2 separate regions of the Homo sapiens genome follow, and region 2 is linked to region 1. The links are chromatin contacts, found by Hi-C or POLR2A ChIA-PET in ENCODE. All regions are on one chromosome and are shown on one strand. Each heading gives the region's core, a stretch centred on a gene start or an enhancer-like site at or near the end of the contact. The rest is flanking DNA. Distances are from core to core; before and after follow the strand shown. Region 1 holds the start of STEAP1B-AS1 (STEAP1B antisense RNA 1). Region 2 overlaps LOC107986776 (a long non-coding RNA gene).

Region 1 (2,654 bases), core at 88-2,587:
TGTTTATTTTATGATGTCGTAGAAACCAGACATAGCCTAAGCCTGAGAAGTCTGGGAATGGTAGATGGTATAGTGTTGGGGAAACCGCACTTGCTGTTGAGTCAGGCTGGCTTGGGTTCAAATCCTGGCCTGGCCAGTTTTACCTTAAAGGGTAGCTTAGCCTCCCTGGGTCCCTGTAGTTCCCTCCAAAGGGGCCATTATGATGCGTTCCTTGAGCAGCTGTTGTGAAGATCACGATGATACATGGAAAACACCTTATACAGTGCTGCTCACGTAGTAAGGACTCCATATATTGTAATGGTTATCATTTTTTGTTTGTCGTAGCAAGGTGTGGGTGAACTAAGGAGCCTAAATGAGACTTCCCATGCAGAGGCTGAGAAAATGAAAGGTTACTGCTCTAGAAGAGAGGTGGGGAGGGTGCCACAGGCAGGCTACTGTTCGCCCTATTTTGCCTTGGGCAGACATTGATGCCCTGTCCCCACAGTCCTTTCACTCCCGCTGGGAGATGGCTTCCAAGGTGTGGCTCCAGGCCAAGGCCAATTACTGGGGTTTGCCTGTGGGCTGTAACTTCTTTACCACAGTCACCCTGAGCAGAAAGCCAAGCGAGTAATTTCGGAGCGCTTGTGTGCTGACACCCTTTTTGATGAGGTGAAAGGATCTGACTCAAAGCTAGCCCTCGACAGTGAAAATTAAGAAGTGTTTCTAAGCCTGAGAGGCAGCTTTGAGCTGTGTCCTCAGTCAGGAACGCATGTTGAAAAGAAGTTTGAAAGGCTCTGAACTCTTCTAGATGGTCCTGAATAGACACTCCCCACAGTCCACGTCCCGGGAAGGGGTAGACACAGCTATGAGCAGCCTAGCTTGCCGAAGCAGCAGGGCTTCTGTGCCTGTGCACCTCTGTCATGCCTGGAATGTCCCTGGAAGAGGGGACTTGCCCTGCTCAGCTCCCTCCAGGGAAGTTACCTGCTTCTCTGTCTCCTGCCATCACCCGAAGCCCAGCTCTGCCCTGGCTTAGGAGACAGGAAGGGAGCCCAGTCCTCAGTTTCCTTCTCCAACTGCAGTTCAGCCTGTCAGAGCTGGCAGTGAGAACCTGGGAAGTGTATTTTCTGCCTCTTCCCAAGGGGAAGCCCGTGGTTTTAGTGCTCAGCAGAGATCCCCATAGGCTAAAAAGTCTTAGCACCGATGATGTTCACCCCCAGGTGCAGGATACTGAAAATAGATAATTAATAATAAACAAGTACTCTACCTGACAGCAAGTGGGTAAGGGGTGACAGCCAGCGGAGCGTTGGTTTCCGATTCCTTCCTAATGTGGTTGCTGCTGGGCGGCTCTGCTGCTCGTTAGACAATCAGAGCTGCTGCCCTGCTAGTGTACGGTGGGGGGTGGGGAGCACAGCCATGGCGTGTATTTGCTGATAACTCAGCCCAACTCAGGTCCTTTTTAAATGACACTTCCTGATGCACGACCTTTTTCCCTGCAACACCTCTCCTTCAAAGACCCAGAAAACAAACACTGAGAATGAAGCCAGCCTGCTGCTTCCTGACCCTGGATGGATCCTTCCATATTCCAATATCACAGTCACGTCTGCAAACATCCATTCTATTAAAGCAGTATGCAGATGTAGGTCAGAATACAGAGCAGCAGATGTGTAGAACAAAGAAGTCTAGGGATCTAATATACAATATGAAGACTAAAAGAAAAAAAGAGCAGCATACATTTTGTGAGACATACTTAGAAAAGCAGCAAACCCGGGAAAATGAAGTAGGAGGCACAGTGGTTTCACTTGATCAAATCAGCTTCTGAAGCTGTATTGTGAGGGGGCAGGGAAGGTTGGAACCCTCAAGCATTATTTGGGGGAGTTCACAGGTTTTAAATAATTCCATAAGACTGATAACACTTTAATGAGTCCCTAACCAAGAATGAGATTGTTGTGGATTCACTGAATAATCATGGAAAATAGACAATTTCTATGAAAAAAAGTGAGCATGCTATGGGAGTTGATAAGGTAACAATGGACACAGCGATACCGTGTAAAGGCTCAGGTTTTTTCTCCTAGCATTTTGGATGCCTCACCTACATGTAACTGATAATAATCTGCTTCTTTGTACCAAGAACCACATGCAGCCTCTTCCATACACTAGCTCATTGATTCCCAATAACAATCGTACACAGGATGTATTATTTTCCCCTTCTTCAGAGGGCAGAACAGGATCAGAGAAGTTTAGAAACTGCCCTCAGTCACCCAGTAGGGAATGGAGCTCAACTGTGAACCCTGGAACTCCTGACTCTGAAATCTGCTTTTTGACTGGCTGACCACACAGCTTCCCAATGACAGCAGACAGGAGAGAGAGGAGGGAGGGAGGGAGGGAGGGAGGGAGAAAGGGAGAGAGAGAGAGAAGAAGAAGAAGAAGGAGGAGGAGGAGGGGGAGGAGGAAGAGGAGGAGGAGGGGGAGGAAGAGGAGGCGGAAGGGGAAAAGAGAACAGAAGGGAAGAGGGAAGAAAGAAACAGAAAGAGAGAACGAGTGCGCCCAAGCTGGAGCCAACAACTCTCCATACCCTCGGGTCTCCCTTCACAGGGCCTCTTCTTTCTGTGGCTCTGTGGTTCTCTGTCTTAGGATGCATTCTCACAATCACCTGGAGGGCTGGTCACAGTCCAGAT
Region 2 (2,654 bases), core at 98-2,597, 320 kb before region 1:
ATGAAACTTTGTAGCCACAGGCGGAGAGAGTGGAGAATGTTTCTTTTTTATTAAAAGGAGAAGGCCAGTAGTGGTGGCTCACCTCTGTAATCCCAGCACTTTGAGAGGCCGAGGTGGGTGGATCACTTGAGGTCAGGAGTTTGAGACTAGCCTGGCCAACATGGTGAAACCCTGTCTCTACTAAAAATACAAAATTAGCTGGGCATGGTGGCGGGCACCTGTAATGCCAGCTACTCGGGAGGCTGAGGCAGGAAAATCGCTTGAACTTGCGAGGTGGAAGTTGCAGTAAGCCAAGATCGTGCTATTGTACTCCAGCTTGGGTGTCACAGTGAGACTCCGTCTCAAAAAATAAATAAATATAAATAAATTAAGTCTGGGCGCGGTGGCTCATGCCTGTAATTCCAGCACTTTGGGAGGCCGAGGCAGGTGGATCACAACATCAAGAGATTGAGACCATCCTGGCCAATATAGTGAAACCCCATCTTTACTAAAAAAACAAAAATTAGCTGGGCGTGGTGGCAGGTACCTGTAGTTCCAGCTACTTGGGAGGCTGAGGCAGGGGAATCGCTTGAACCCGGGGGGCGGAGGTTGCAGTGAACCAAGATCACACCACTGCACTCCAGCCTGGTGACAGAACGAGACTCCATCTCAAAAAATAAAAAAAAAATAATAATTAATTAAATTTTTTTTAAAAAGGGAAAAGAAAAGGGAAAACAAAATCCCAAGTCCCGTTTGTATGAACATTTATATGAAAATTTTATCCAACTACAAAAACACATTTTTGTGTTAAATGTGTTTTGTGATAAAGGAAACCGAATATGGACTAGTGTTCAGATGATATCACAGAATCATTAATATTTTTAGGAGGGATAATAGCCTTGTGGTTATGAAGGAAAATGTTCTTCTTTTTAGGAGATACTTGCTGAAGGGCTAAGCGTTATGTCTACAATTTATCTTCCACATATATTGAAAACTTAGAGAAAAAAGCAAATGTGGTAAATATTAGAAGTAGTTAAATTTAGATACTGGGTGTATGGGTAGTCATTGAACTAGTAATTAAAGGTCTGTGAATCAGTTGGAATTGCTTCTGGCTGCAAATAAAACTCAACTGACAAGAGTTTCAATTTTAAGAACCTTCAACCTTGGCTAAACAAGAATTGCAGCTGTTGTCCATTTAGTGTTGGTGCAGCCACTCAGTGATGCCATTGAGACCCCATGTTGATCTATCCATCTGCCTTGTCATTTTCAGCAGATTGGCTTCTGACACTGTCAATTCATGATTGCAAGACAGCTGCTGCAGCTGTAGGCACTGTCACACTCCCAGACAGGATGTGGGTGGGGAAGAGCAAAAGCAAACTCTCCTCTTGCACTTGCATCATTTATCAGAAAGCAGATTCTTTCCCTGAAGCCCCCAGGAGACTTCTACTTATACCTCACTGGCCAGAATGGTCCTATGCCAATCCTAGCTACAGGGTAGTCTAGGGAAGGAAATCACCACGTGGAATTTATATCTACTGTGATTCATCCCCTTGGGCTACAGGTGTACTGTCACCCTGAACAAAAGTGGTGTTAACAAAAAAAAAAAAAAAAAAAAGAAAGTTAAAAAAAAGGAGAAAATGGAAGCTGTTTGTCATTGGCTAAATAGATACCCTTTTTCTCTGGAAGGGAAATTGTTCTGTTCCACAAGATATCAGAAATGATTTTTAAATGAAACTAAAACTCTTGCCACATGACATCAGATTGATGTTTAACAGAAAGATAAATGGTGCCTGAAAGGAGTTTTAGTTTCTTGTTCTTCTTTAGCTCAGGAAAAACAGAAAGTTTTTAGCTATCTATGGAAACTATTTTTGCTTAACTTTCGATTTTGGTAATACATTTCAATATACAGTTTACTTCCCACAATTGTTTTCATTGTGATAGACATTGTGAGGCAGAACAGAATATTTATTTCTACTCATCATATTATTAGCCACCGTTTGTTGAGTGTCCCTTATATGCAAGGCATTATAATAGGTGGTTACATCTTCTCTCATTTATGTAAGAGGATGTGCCTGGCTGTTACAAAAAGCCCTAGATCAAGTCTGAGTCATCAGACTTAATAAAGAAGAAGAAAACGGAAAGTTTTCAACAACCATTCTAATTTCTACTTCATTCCCAGCCTGTGTGAGGCCACTATAATAAGATACTCTTGACATCTGGGCTCTTAAAATGGAAATCCATTTATTGGTTAAAACAAAGAACAGCCATAACTAGAATTCCCTTCTGTTCCCTTCCCTATCCCTTGGCCCAAGGGTAGGGTTTCTTTTAGAAAGGAAGCAAGACACTCATTGTAGAGTCTTAGCTCAGTAATAGCCACCTAACCATCACTGGGGGCCACAGTCATGTGTCCTGGAAAGGCATAGAAGGCGTGACCTATGCCCAGAAGGTTTCTGTGTGTGAAGTCCTTCATCATGAGGCCATTTGGTGATGATTTAGCATGTGGTGTGGATGACTGAGGTCCAGCTTCTAACTCTGGTTGACTGCCGAGAGATGCCGTGAAGTGCTGTGTTGTTTTCTGGAGTCTTAGCAAAGAAGAGAAGCATAGGCTGACAGCACTCTTGGCCTACCCCATGGCTCTTGGCCATTTGTTGTCTCAGGTAAGCCTAGTTAAAGAG

What was found. Hi-C counts contacts between places; a loop is a spot of excess contacts on that map. ChIA-PET counts read pairs that join two places held with the same protein, here RNA polymerase II (POLR2A). Pooled maps may share reads with other maps.
Region 2: a pooled map shows a loop between it and region 1 (6-fold over the local background). The contact joins the enhancer-like site here to the promoter of STEAP1B-AS1 in region 1. A Hi-C loop is called at or near these places in 7 of 50 pooled maps. POLR2A ChIA-PET finds 5 or more read pairs at or near these places in 2 of 52 experiments (AG04450 and H1).

What each region holds. Positions count from the first base shown.
Region 1 is chr7:22,562,020-22,564,673 of GRCh38, reverse strand. STEAP1B-AS1 (STEAP1B antisense RNA 1) reads right to left here and starts at 1,337. Exons shown (of 4, transcript NR_038393.1): 1 at 1,244-1,337. RefSeq lists an enhancer at 811-1,312.
Region 2 is chr7:22,884,789-22,887,442 of GRCh38, reverse strand. The region is part of intron 3 of LOC107986776 (a long non-coding RNA gene); the gene reads left to right. Among named protein-coding and RNA genes, the nearest start is that of SNORD93, 30 kb to the right of the region's middle. Within about 2 kb of position 1,347, at least 2 of the 41 ENCODE cell types and tissues checked have a DNase peak (open chromatin) inside an H3K27ac peak, as active enhancers do.